Regions from separate parts of the Homo sapiens genome. Here region 2 is linked to region 1. The links are chromatin contacts, found by Hi-C or POLR2A ChIA-PET in ENCODE. All regions are on one chromosome and are shown on one strand. The core of a region is the stretch at or near the end of the contact, and the rest is flanking DNA. Distances in the headings are between cores, read along the strand shown. Region 1 overlaps FAM107B (family with sequence similarity 107 member B). Region 2 overlaps NMT2 (N-myristoyltransferase 2).

The links. Hi-C counts contacts between places; a loop is a spot of excess contacts on that map. ChIA-PET counts read pairs that join two places held with the same protein, here RNA polymerase II (POLR2A). Pooled maps may share reads with other maps.
Region 2: a loop to region 1 is called in a pooled map, with 4 times the contacts of the local background. The contact joins two enhancer-like sites. A Hi-C loop is called at or near these places in 3 of 50 pooled maps. POLR2A ChIA-PET finds 5 or more read pairs at or near these places in 2 of 52 experiments (MCF 10A and activated T-cell).

Annotation. Positions count from the first base shown.
Region 1 is chr10:14,584,489-14,591,094 of GRCh38, forward strand. All of the region lies in intron 2 of FAM107B (family with sequence similarity 107 member B), which reads right to left. Among named protein-coding and RNA genes, the nearest start is that of MIR1265, 150 kb to the left of the region's middle. RefSeq lists an enhancer at 3,790-3,989. Within about 2 kb of position 3,968, at least 16 of the 41 ENCODE cell types and tissues checked have a DNase peak (open chromatin) inside an H3K27ac peak, as active enhancers do.
Region 2 is chr10:15,121,032-15,127,637 of GRCh38, forward strand. All of the region lies in intron 8 of NMT2 (N-myristoyltransferase 2), which reads right to left. Among named protein-coding and RNA genes, the nearest start is that of RPP38, 27 kb to the left of the region's middle. RefSeq lists enhancers at 1,845-2,024, 2,931-3,070. Within about 2 kb of position 2,825, at least 4 of the 41 ENCODE cell types and tissues checked have a DNase peak (open chromatin) inside an H3K27ac peak, as active enhancers do.

The sequences.
Region 1 (6,606 bases), core at 2,718-5,217:
CTGTAAGATGCTGTGATCCAAATAAAATAGTTGGTGCAGAAATTCAAGGAAGTGCATCAACTCCTCCCAAAAGGGATGGAGAAACCACACCAAAAGAAAACCAGGAACACACGTGCAGTGCTCTCCCTACAATTATAAACAGCTCCAAGATACGGACCCTGTGAGGCAGGAGAATAGGGGCTGGAGGCAGGGAACCTAAGGCCGATTCACACTGACTTCCTAGAACTAAATCAAAAGGATAACCCCAACTTTCCACACCTATGTAACAAAAGGACCGGAGGCCACTCCCCTTGCAACCCCCACCTTTTCTGCATGGCAGGTGAAACTGAAAGGACCTCTGCTTGGTCCCCTCTTCCAACCAATCAGGCTGGTCACAGGCCAAGTCTTCATTTGCACAGGAGTATAACTTTGTAACTTCACTTCAGCCTGTAATTGGTTGCTTCCTGCAACCAATCAGATGTTGGCACAGGGTGTAACTTTGTAACTTCGCTTCAGCCTCTGATTGCTCCCCTCTTGCTGATTCAAATAACCAATCAGACCAATAGTGAGCCATTAGTTCATTTACACAAGGTGTACACCAAGTAACCAAAGGGACACCTCTAGAGGGTATTTAAACCCAAGAAAATTCTGTAACCGGGCTCTTGAGCCCCTATGCCCAGCCCGCTCCCACCCTGTAGAGTGTACTTTTGTTTTCAATAAATTTCTGCTTTTGTTGCTTCATTCTTTCCTTGCTTTGTTTGTGCGTTTTGTCCAATTCTTTGTTCAAAATGCCAAGAACCTGGACACCCTCCACTAGTAACACCTGGACCCCACCTCAGCCCCCTCCACTCTCGCAAGCCCCATCTTCCCGGCAGTCAACTAAGAATCAGACTTTCCCAGCCCCTGTCAACCAGGCTGATGAGTAGAAGACCAAGAATCCTCTCCCTCCTCTCTTCCTCTTCCCTCTCTCACCAGTCCCTGCCACCAAGCCTTTAGGTGAAGCCACGGACCCTGGGGGGCGCCAGGAAAAGCAAGTACAGTCTCTCGAGCACTCCAGCCAATTACAGAGGTGCAATTACAGATGCTGCATGTGCAGCTGCCCTGAGGTTTACAGAATTAGCTTATCAATGACAAAACAGACGGCCATCTAAAACACACACTGGGAGAAAAGAGCTCTGAAAAGTGTGGCGCAGAACGTTCTTTGGAATTCAAATAACAAGTACACAAAGAGAGGCAGCCAAGCTCCGCCCATGAGACAGGTAAACCATGGACTCACCACAGAACCTTGTGTGGTCAAATCTTTGGTCAGGATCTTCACTCATACACATAACAAATACTTCTCTGCAACCAAGTACTCGTGAGTAGGGTGACCATATTAATTGTCGACCACAGCAGTCATTGCTGAGTAAGGAGGAAGCCTCTGTTACTAATTACACCTGGACCAGGCTCGTCCCAAACCAAACAGGAAATGCACTCTCCCTGCATACAAGGCACCCTCAGGGGGTTCTCCTGCCACTAACTGCTGACCCTGGATCCCTCTTGCTTGGGCGTGCAGGGGTGCTCCCAGCCAGCAATCAGCTCCTGCATAAACAGGAACCCAGCAAGCAACAAAATACCTGGGCAAGGGCACTGAGTCCGCATCACTGTCAACTCCTGGTTACTGGTGACCTCCTGACCCGAATTCCTCATGTGCTAGTTCAATTCCTGACCTTCAGCCTCACTCTCACTTCTACAACTCACATCCTCCTTATCCTCCTCCATCCCAGGCCACTGAAAACCCACCTTCTCTTCAGAACACTGCTTTGCTTTTAAGAATCCTACCTGTAGCAAAGAACGTCTCTGTGGTAGATTTAAAAATAAAAGAAAAAAATATATGAGATGAGAATCCTGCCTGCCCATAGACTTGAAGCCTCTGCTCACCTTGGCCATGGCTATGGACTGAATATTTTTTCCTCCTCCACCATAAATTCATATTATTTAAGCCCTAATCCCAACGTGATGATATTTGGAAGTGGGGCTTAGGGGAAGTAATTAAGTCATAGAAGTGGAGCCCTCATGAATGGGATTAGTGCCCTTAGAAAAAGAGACACCAGGCAGATGATCTCCCTCTCCACCATGTGGGGATACAGCAAAAAGGTGGCCTTCTACAAAACACGAAGGGAGCCCTCACCAGACACCAAATCTGCCAGCATCTTTGATCTTGGAGTTCCCAACCTCCAGAACTGTGAGAAATAAATGCTGTTTAAGCCACCCCGTCTGTGGTATTTGTTACAGCAGCCCAAATGGATGAAGACAGCCATACCTTTGAGCCCAGGGTCGCTCCTCCACTCTCCAATTAGATCCCAGAGCTCCAGTATGGACCCTCTACCCCCACCAGGTTCCTAACCTGTCTCTGTATTCTACCACTGCTTATCAAACTAGGCTACATTTCAGGTGGAGAAGGCCCAAGAGGATGATATAGGTGAAACATTCACCCCAATCCTGGGACAAACTCTCTCTCATTGAGTCCTATGAGAATGGAATAGTCTCGCCCATCAGGTGAGAGTGTAAACAATCACGTATGACATCACATCACAACACCACCTTGGGGGAGCAGACACTAACCTCTGTTCACACCTGTGTACAGGCACTGTGCCAGGTGCTTTTCCTGCCTGATAATAGTCACACTGCAGAGATGAGAAAACTTGAACTCACCAAGATAAAAGCACTTACGACATGCCACCTAGGTCTATCTAGCAAAAAGTTCATCGTCCTTCTAATGCGCCAGTGTCGGAACTAATAAATGACAACATACATCTGAAAAAAGCCTGAGGATAATGACAGTGTAAGACACAATGCAGGTACTCATGTATTTATTCTCATGTATTTATGCACAGAAATATATTCTCATATATTTATTTAGAAAGAACTCCCATATTTATCCAATCGCGGGAAGTTGCTTAGCCCTAGAAGTCAAAATGTGGACAACAGACACAGTCGACAAAGATAGTTCTCATACATTTAAATAAATGCCTAGGCTTATTTTCATGGTATGAACAACTATTTTTCATGTTTAATGTTTTTAAGACTTTCCATTAGTATGAATAAGAATTTGTCTTACACAAACATCCAAAAAAAGACAGTTTCTTTAGGATTACATATCTTAAACATTATTTTCTTTTCTGCTATAAAATCGTCACCACAACCCTAGCAACTAGGAAGTTTTGTTTCCTGTCCTTGTTTTTATTCTTTTGTGGTGGCAAGTGCCAGCATGTGGGGTAGGTAGGGTGAGGCAAGGTGGGTGACAGTAAAGGACACTGTGCTCAATTCGAAGCTACGGGAGGAGAGAGCTCTAGTCCTAGATTTGCACCAAGGAGCTTTGAGCTCTCAGTAATTCAGCAACCCTGGGCTGTCATTTCATCTATAAAATCAGAGGGTTAGGTGTTCTCCACAGCCTCCTCCTGCACTCAATCCTATGATAACTGCTGAAAACTCCAGCATGGGACAATTACCAGTGTGACACCCTTGAGAGAAATGGTGGGATGTATATTTAAAAAAGACTATCTAATGACTCACCCATGAGTAAAAAATAATTTACTTCCATTTTAAAATCCATATTAATCGACGTGACGTTAGTAGAGAGAGTGCCTAATGTCTGACAGCGCTTCTGAAGAGGATATAAATAGGCGGTTTTTGAAATTAGTCAGCCATGTGCTCACGTCCACCAAGAAGCACATGCAGGCAACATGCTCCAGGCTGTGCGTGCAAGCTGTTCTGTTTCCAGCACAAATGCAGAAAAGGGGAAAAAAGCAGTCCTGGTAGAGTCAGTCATCACATATTTCAGCTGTAAGTAGGAAACAGGAAGCTCACAAAGAATTGTAATTTAGAAGCATTTAAAACAAAACAAACAAACCTACTCCAGGCACAAATACCAGATAGCTGCAAAGCCAACTGTGGTATTTGATGACAAATTGTTTAAAGTCACCAGTGGGTCAGAGTACAAACCACGCCCACGTGAAAGTCTCCCTGGACGCTACCAGGGTCTACCCATTCTCCCCTCTCTGTAAGCCAGCTTCACACAGGTAAGTGGGTCCCATAAACCCCCGGAGGCACCCACATCTGGCTCTTTGTGGGCAGCGCAAGTAGAGAAAAAGACAGTCAACCAACCGTCCTGAGAAACAGGAGGCTGACACTCAGAAAATCAACATCAAACATCCTCTCCCATGCCACAGGGTGACTTCTCACCTCCACTCCTCCCCACCCATCACCCCACACACGCTGTCTCCCAAAAACACATCTGATCTTTATGAAATCTCAGCTTCAGAGCTCCCCAGGATGTTACTGTTACTGAAGGGGAGTGAAAAGGAGGAAGAAGAGAGAGAAGGAGGGCTCCAAACCCATCCCAAGTTGATTCCTTCATGATGTTTCCAAGAATTTAAAGAATAAGTGGTGAGGCTGGGCGCAGTGACTCACGCCTGTAATCCCAGCACTTTGGGAGGCCAAAGCAGGCAGATCACTTGAGGTCAGGAGTTCGAGACCAGCCTGGTCAACGTGGTGAAACCCCATCCTTACTAAAAATACAAAAATTAGCCGGGTGTGGTGGTGCATGCCGGTGGTCTCAGCTACTTGGGAGGCTGAGGCAGGAGAATCACTTGAGCCCAGGAGGTTGCAGTGAGCCGAGATAACATCACTGCACTACAGCCTAGGTGACACACCGAGACTGTCTCAAAAAAAAAAAAAGAAAAGAAAAAAAAGAGTAAGTGGTGACTTTTTAAAAGAATGGTCAAAGGAATTATTTTTAAAGCTGTAGGTTGGCATAGGACATTTATCAAAAGAAAGAAACTATCAGTTCAAACTTACCTAGACATCTTATAAGAGTCCTGAACCATCTATAATCTGAAAGCTTTTTCAAATACTAGTAAGCCAGGCACAATTACCAATTATTCAAATAACATTTATTATAGCTAGTGATTTCCACTGACTATATCTGCAATAATTAGAGCTGGTAGGTTTTTAAAAATATAGATTTTAAGAGTATATGGAAAGTCCTTGAAAGGCAATGTTTCTGGGCTGTTAGGAATAAGGCATTCCTTTAACACGAAATAATGAATTTTAAACAGTAATAATAATAACAAGGAAGAAATGAATGACTGAATGAATCAGAAGGCAGTACACCATAGGGTGAATAAGAGTACATTCTTGGGGGATGAGGGGCAAGGGGAGGGAAAGCATTAGGACAAATACCAAATGTATGCGGGGCTTAAAACCTAGATGACAGATTGATGGGTGCGCCAAACCACCGTGGCACATGTATACCTATGTAAGAATCCTGCATGTACTGCACATGTAGCCCAGAACATAAAGCAAAATTTAAAAATTTTAAAAATTAAAAAAAAGAAAAGCACATTCTTTGCAGTGAATATATCTCAGTCCTGGGTGATCCTGGGCAAGATATTCAATGTCTCTATGCCTCAACATCCTCCTCAGAAAATAAAACCAATTACAGTCCTAAATCACAGGGTTGTCATGAGGATCCAAAAATGATGCATGTAAGAAGCATTTAACATGTTCAAAAGAAACACTTAACGTACTAATGGTCCTTATTCCAGGATGAGTTTTGGTTCCAACTCTACAAATCATTAGCTGTGTGGTCTTGGGCAAGCAATTTAACACATCTAAGCGTTGGTTTATTCACCAAAAATGAAGAATCTTGATTAGATGACCTCTTCATTTCTATGGCTTCTCCAAGCTCAAGACCTCTCTGACAACAGAAGCAACATTTATGATTTCAAACTCTTCCACGTTTCTAGTTTTCACATCTTTCTTTTAGGACTTATTGGTCACAGCCATGATTTATATGAAATCAAGTGTTTGGTCAACAGCACGACTCCTCAGAATGAGACTGTGACTATGGGAATCCTAGAACCTACTTTATAATGATCCTTTTAACAAATAGGTTTCAAACAACACATTGTGGCAAAAGACAGGCTTGCCCATGATAGTTAGAATCAATATATTTCCATTCTGGTAGCCTTCAAGTATGGAAGTTGTCCCAAAATCAAACTGCGGATGTAGTATGTCACCGTGCAGCCTGGTGCTGATGGAGCATATGTAAATTAAATTCATTCGCTACGATCATGCTTCTTCCAAAGGAACTCTCAATTTCTTCCTAACAGAAACAATTCAAGTATCTACCCTCTCCAAACACTCTTAACAATGAAGTTGAGAGGTGCCATTAAGAGATCCATTTCTCAGCCAGGCGTAGTGGCTCATGCCTGTAATCCCAGCACTTTGGGAGGGTGAGGCAGGCGGATCACCCAAGGTCAGAAATTCGAGACCAGCCTGACCAACATGGAGAAACCCTGTCTCTACTAAAAAAAAAAAAACACAAAATTAGATGGGTGTGGTAGCACGTGCCTGTAATCCCAGCTACTTGAGAGGCTGAGGCAGGAGAATCACATGAATCCAGGAGGCGGAGGTTGCAGTGAGCCGAGATCGTTCCACTGCACTCCAGCCTGGGCAACAAGAGCAAAACTCCATCTCAAAAAAAAAAAAAAAAAAAAAAGATCCATTTCTTCCGTATGTTTGCAGAAGAAAACACAAAACTATTTCAGATGTATCATTCTCCTCTAGTTATCTTAAACTCAT
Region 2 (6,606 bases), core at 1,575-4,074, 540 kb after region 1:
TCACTTTGCTCTCTAGAACTGTTCAGGGGCCAGGGGACTTGAGACTAAAAGTCAGGAAGCCCAACAAACAGACAATTTTAAACTGAGAAATACAGTTTATTTTTTTCTGTAAACCTGATTTTTCCCCCCCTTGGAGAAACACTAGATACATTTTAAGAGATGAATAATCTGTATATAAATATTGCTACTCTACTTTTTCTGCCCTAAATGATTATTTTTAAAAATTTTATATAATCTAGCAGTTCCACTCTTAAGAAATATTGTTAAAGGAAAAACTTCCTGTAGAATGAGGTCATCACAATTCCTGCATGCCCCCAGGTGGAAGCCCAAGGGGGAAAACAGGTGTTTTTTTTGAGACGGAGTCTCACTCTTGTCACCCAGGCTGGAGTGCAATGGTGCGATCTCGGTTCACTGCAACGTCTGCCTCCTGGGTTCAATCGATTCTCTTGCCTCAGGCTCCCGAGTAACTGGGATTACAGGCACCTGCCACCACGCCCGGCTAATTTTGTGTTTTTAGTAGAGACAGGGTTTCACCACGTTGGCCAGGCTGGTCTCGAATGCCTGACCTCAGGTGATCTGCCCACCTCGGCCTCCCAAAGTGCTGGGATTACAGGTGTGAGCCACCACACTAGGCCAAGGAAAATAGGTTTTCTCTTGAGTGCCAGCTGTCATCAACTATTAGCTGTGCTGGGGTTTCTAAGCTTCAGTGACACACAGTGCTGATTGATTATCGATTAGCTGGGGGAAAGGGGAATGGGAGGTGCATGCTCTGTATTTATACACCAACAGTCCTCAGCTGAATATTTACTATAAGCCATTCTATTATGATGATGTCATGTCTAAAGCACTTCAGCTAAAATGCCATTTAATAATCTAAATTTAGAGAATTTAAGTCCTTCACATTTAACAGGCAATGCATACCTTTAGTCTTTTAGTACCTCTCAAAACCAATGAGTCAGAAATGTCCAGATCTCCACTGGAAATAAATAAGCACTTCTAAATGCTAGTGGGAAGACCAAAACCATATAAAATATATATCATAGTCATTTAAAAAATTAGTTTCTGCTATGAGGCAGACTTAGCTTGATAAATTTCAAATAGCCTTTCTCAATATCAGAATTTTTTTTCTTTTGTTACTGGTTCAGTAACAATCAACAATATCAAGCAATTAGATGAATTAATGAAAGCCACAGGATATATGATATCTGTTAATAGAGAACATTCAGAAATGAAAAAAAAATTTGCCAACTTCCTTCTAGAGCAAAACATTCTTCTGGAGCACAATTCTCATTCATTGAATATCCAACTGTGAAACCACTAAAGGAACTGCCCAGCAGATCGCCTTAAAGCAGCAGTTCTCAAATATTTTGGTCTTGGGACCCTTTTACACTCTTTTTTTTTTTTGAGATGGAGTCTTACTCTGTCGCCCAGGCTGGAGTGCAGTGGTGTGATCTCAGCTCACTGCAACCTCTGCTTCCCGGGTTCAAGTGATTTGATCCTGCCTCAGCTTCCCAAGTAGCTAGGATTACAAGCACGTGCCACCACGCCCAGCTAATTTTTTGTATTTTTAGTAGAGATGCAGTTTTATCGTACTAGCCAGGATGGTCTCGATCTCCTGACCTTGTGATCTGCCCACCTCGGTCTCCCAAAGTGCTGGGATTACAGGCATGGGCCACTGCACCTGGCCTACGCTGTTAATAATGATTGAGTACCTCCAAAGAGCTTTGCTTATGTGGGTTATGCATATCCACACTTATCGCATTAGAAATCAAAACTGAGAACATTTTTAAACAAAAGACTACAGAAATACACATGCCACATGGCCTCTGGAAGACTTCACAGTATACTCAGACGAGAATGAAAGTGAAAAAATTACATACTAGTGTTATTATGAAAATAGTTAAAAAAAAAAAATGACTGCATAGATTCAAAGATCTTGGGGGACTTCCAGAGGTCCCTGGGCCACACTTTGAGAACTGCTATCTTAGGTCTCTAAAGGTTAGAAAAATAAGTAGCAGAATTTAGACAAGCAATATGTTGCCTAAATTCAGGTAAAAAGTATCATAAGTTTGGCAACTTATAAGCATTTTGAACAAATTTTTATAGAAGCATTAAAGCATAAGAGCACACCAGGATGTACCAGCTATAAAAAACAGAAAGTCCTAGAAAACAGGGTAAGAATATTTACATTTGCTGACTAATAGCTAAAATAATCTGTGTAAGAATGAAATACTGCCAGGCACGGTGGCTCACACCTGTAATCTCAGCACTTTGGGAGGCTGAGGCAGGCGGATCACAAGGTCAAGAGATCGAGACCATCCTGGCCAACATGGACTAAAATACAAAAATTAGCTGGGTGTGGTGGCACGTGGCTGTAGTCCCAGCTACTCAGGAGGCTGAGGCAGGAGAATTGCTTGCATCCAGGAGGCGGGGGTTGCAGTGAGCCAAGATCGCATCACTGCACTCCAGCCTGGCGACAAAGCGAGACTTCGTCTCACAGAAAAAAAAAAAAAAAAAAAAAAAAGAAATAACTTTTGAAAAGCAAAACAAACACTCAAATTATAACTATTGTCCTCAGAAAGAACCAGGAAGGCTATTGGGCTTACATTAAAATGGCTAGCTTCCGTATAATGGAATAGTGAAGCGGTCATGTTTTCTGAGAGTTCAATAAAATGCAGAGAATCATTTCCAGTAAATAAGAAAAATCTCAGTTTCATAAGCAAACTCTGTATCTGAATCAGATATCCTTTCCCATGGCCCAACTAATATGCATGATTCATGGGCCTCTACGTAGATTGAAATCTGTGTAAAATCTGCTTATAAGTACATAAGGAAATGAAGCTCAGAGCTCTATTAAAAAACAGTAGTGTTGTTATCTGTCAAGTTGTGGTACAAACCGTTTGAGAGCCAAGATTCCAGAGAAGAGATGTAAGCAATGATTATGGTTATTTATATGATTCAAAAAGGAGCAAACAGAATGCTAACCACTAAAAAAACCATCTAATGCCACTAAATATAGAACACCTTATATGCCTCGACATGTCTAAGCAAGCACACCCTCCTTGCAGCACAGTGCTAAGACCTTAGTGGATCATTCTCTGACTTCTGCTTTTTATCAACATCAAATTACCTTTCAGCTCATTGACACAGATGCGCAAAATCGAACTTGGAAATACTCAACACCAGATCAAAAAAACAAAACAAAATAAAATCTCCCCAAACACTGAAAGGGTAGGGAGGCATCGTAAGGCGTGTTTCTTGGGGAAACCTTAGTATTTTAGGTAACAGTTGTGAATGGCGCAGGCCCTGCGACAGCTCTGCTTCTGGCCAGCAGACTCTGAGCAAGTCAATCTGTGTTCTCATGGCCCCTTCTGTGCTATGGGGATAAGGACCCATCCTCCTGTGGCTGTTGTGATTAGTAAATGAGACTACGGCTGTTAAATGTCGAGCATAACGCCGGCCACAATAAATGTTAGCTCCTATATTCAAAAGTCCATGAAAAAGACAGAAAGCTGGCACTCCTACAAGCAAAAAGAGTAACAATGAAGCAGAAAATGAGATTGATCTATACAGCAAAAGCTGTATTCCATAAGTTTGCTTTTACGCTGAATGGTACAAAAATGTTCTTAAATAACTTGACTGCTAGCAGTGGTATCACCCATCTGGGCCCATAGGAGAGGAAGGGGCATCCGGTGTATGCAGTTCTGTCCAGTTTAACTCAAGAGGCAGACACCCAAGGGACTGCTGCCAGCACCTTCCAATTTCATAATATCTGTACTTTAATCTCTCTTTTATTCTATTAATTTACTCTTTATTTTCCTTTCCTTTCCTATGACTTAAAAGGGGGAAAGGAGACTGGGGCAAGCCAATGAGAACTGTTTGCATCTTGACAATCGTCCTTTTCTGCCTTGATTTATGCTGTACTCACAGTGAGACATTCAGTGGGGCTGAGCCATGGTGTCCCCATAGTGGGTAATGTTAGAGGGGATGGCAGAGGCAGAGGGAGCTAACAGGGAAACATGGAGGTCTGGGGCCTGCATCCCAAGCCCTCCACTTGGTGATATTAACACATCCTCGCCTAAGTGCCAACTGTCACATACCTCAGTTTCTTCATCTGTAAAATGGGGATAAGAAGTACTAACTTCAAAAGGTTGCTGTGAGAATAAATTGAATAATGTATTTGAAAGCACTTCATAACCTTCAATTTATGGGTGGGGGAAAGGCAGTCACTATCACAGCACGACTGGAACAGGACTGCTACCAGGAACCCAGGTTCACTGGAAGTAAGATGCCACAGTCTGGTTTCATAATACACGCCTATACCCAGGAGAAGATTGACTCTTGTACAAAAATATTAAGGCTGATGAATGGAGTCAAGTCAAAAATAGCTTTAGCACTTTAAGAAAATCATTGTGAGTAAACCAATGGTATGTGCTAAAACTCCTTATTCTTCACTCCATTGTAGGCAACCTACATGTAAGTGTGTCTTTTCCTTGTACATAAGCTAGGCTGCTTGAGGTTCAAGAAACTGAAATTTGGAGAGACCAAAGTGGAACAGCATTTGCCCATAGTGAAAAAAAGAGGCATTTTTGAAGTTTGTATGTATGTATGTATGTATGTACGTATGTATTTAGTTATTTATTTAGTTATTTATGAGATGGAGTCTCGCTCTGTGGCCAGGCTGGAGTGCAATGGCGTGATCTCAGCTCACTGCAACCTGTGCCTCCTAGGTTCAAGCGATTCTCCTGCCTCAGCCTCCCTAGTAGCTGGGACTACAGCCATGTGCCACCATCCACAGCTAATTTTTTAATTTTTAGTAGAGATGGGGTTTCACCATGTTGGCCAGGGTGGCCTCGATCTCTTGACCTTGTGATCTGCCCGCCTTGGCCTCCCAAAGTGCTGGGATTACAGGTGTGAGCCACCGCGCCTGGCCGAAGATTTTATTTCAATTCACACGTCACAACACTTCAAACAAAAGATCCCATCAGTGGCACACAGATTCTAAGATGGCCCCCAGTGATCCCACCTCCTGGGGTTCACAGCTGGTGTGATCTGCTCCTGTTACGTGTGGGCAGGACCTGTGATTTGGTTCTAACCAATAGAAATGGCAATGGCGGCTGGGCGCAGTGGCTCACACCTGTAATCCCAGCACTTTGGGAGGCTGAGGCGGGTGGATCACCTGAGGTCAGGAGTTCGAGACCAGCCTGACTAATATGGTGAAACCCCATCTCTACTAAAAATACAAAAATTAGCTGGGCGTGGTGGTGCACACCTGTAATCCCAGCTACTTGGGAGGCTGAGGCAGGAGAATTGCTTGAACTCAGGAGGCGGAGATTGCAATGAGCTGAGATTGTGCCATTGCACTCCAGCCTGGACAACAGAGCGAGCCTCCATCTTAAAAAAAAAAAAAAAAAGAAATGGCAATGGCGACTGGATGTCACTTTCATGAATCACCTGCATAGGGTTCTGACTTCCATCTTGCCAGCAGATCCTCTCTATAGACTCTCTCTCTCACTGGCTTTGATGAATAAGCTGCCATGCTGTGAGCTACCCTATGGAGAATCCAACATGGCAAAGAACTGAGGCCCTTGGTCCAACAGCCAGTGAGGAACTCAATCCTGCCAACAACTACAGGAGCATGGAAATGGATCCTTCCCTAGTCAAGTTTCAGATGAGACCTCAGCCCTGGCTGACACCTGGGTGGCAACTTCAGGAGAGACCCTGAACAAAGCACAGGACTCAGCTAAGCTGTGACTGGATTTCTGGCCCACAGAAGCTGTGTGATAATAAATGTTGTTTTAAGCAGCTCAGTTTGTGGTCATTTTTTACATGGCCATAGATAACTAATATAGCCAAGCCCCAAATAAAGCCAAGTCTAGAAAGCACATTTATATTTTTCCCTATTAAAAATGATAACTTGGCTGGGCGTGGTGGCTCACACCTGTAATCCCAGGACTTTGGGAGGCCAAGGCAGGCGGATCACAAGGTCAGGAGTTCAAGACCAGCCTGGCCAACATGGTGAAACCCCCGCCATCTCTACTAAAAATACAAAAATCAGTTGGGTGTGGTGGCACACACCTGTAATTCCAGCTATTTGGGAGGCTGAGGCAGGAGAACTGTTTGAACCCGGGAGGCGGAGGTTGCAGTGAGCCAACATCCAGCCACTGCACTCCAGCCTGGGTAACAGAGCGAGACTCTGTCTCAAAAAATAAAAAAATAAAAAAAATAACTTTTCGCCAGGCGTGGTGGCTCACTCCTGTAATCCCAGCATTATGGGAGGCCGAGGCAGGCGGATCACAAGGTCAGGAGATCAAGACTATCCTGGCTAACATGGTGAAACCCCGTCTCTACTAAAAATACAAAAAATTAGCCGGGCATGCTGGCGGGCGCCTATAGTCCCAGCTACTCAGGAGGCTGAGGCAGGAGAATGGCGTGAACCCAGGAGGTGGAGCTTGCAGTGAGCCGAGATCCCGCCACTGCACTCCAGCCTGGGCGACAGAGTGAGACTCCGTCTCAAAAAAAAAAAAAAAAAAAAAAAATAAATAAATAAATAAATAAATAAATAAAATAAAATAAATAAATAACTTTTCGCTGGGTGCAGTGGCT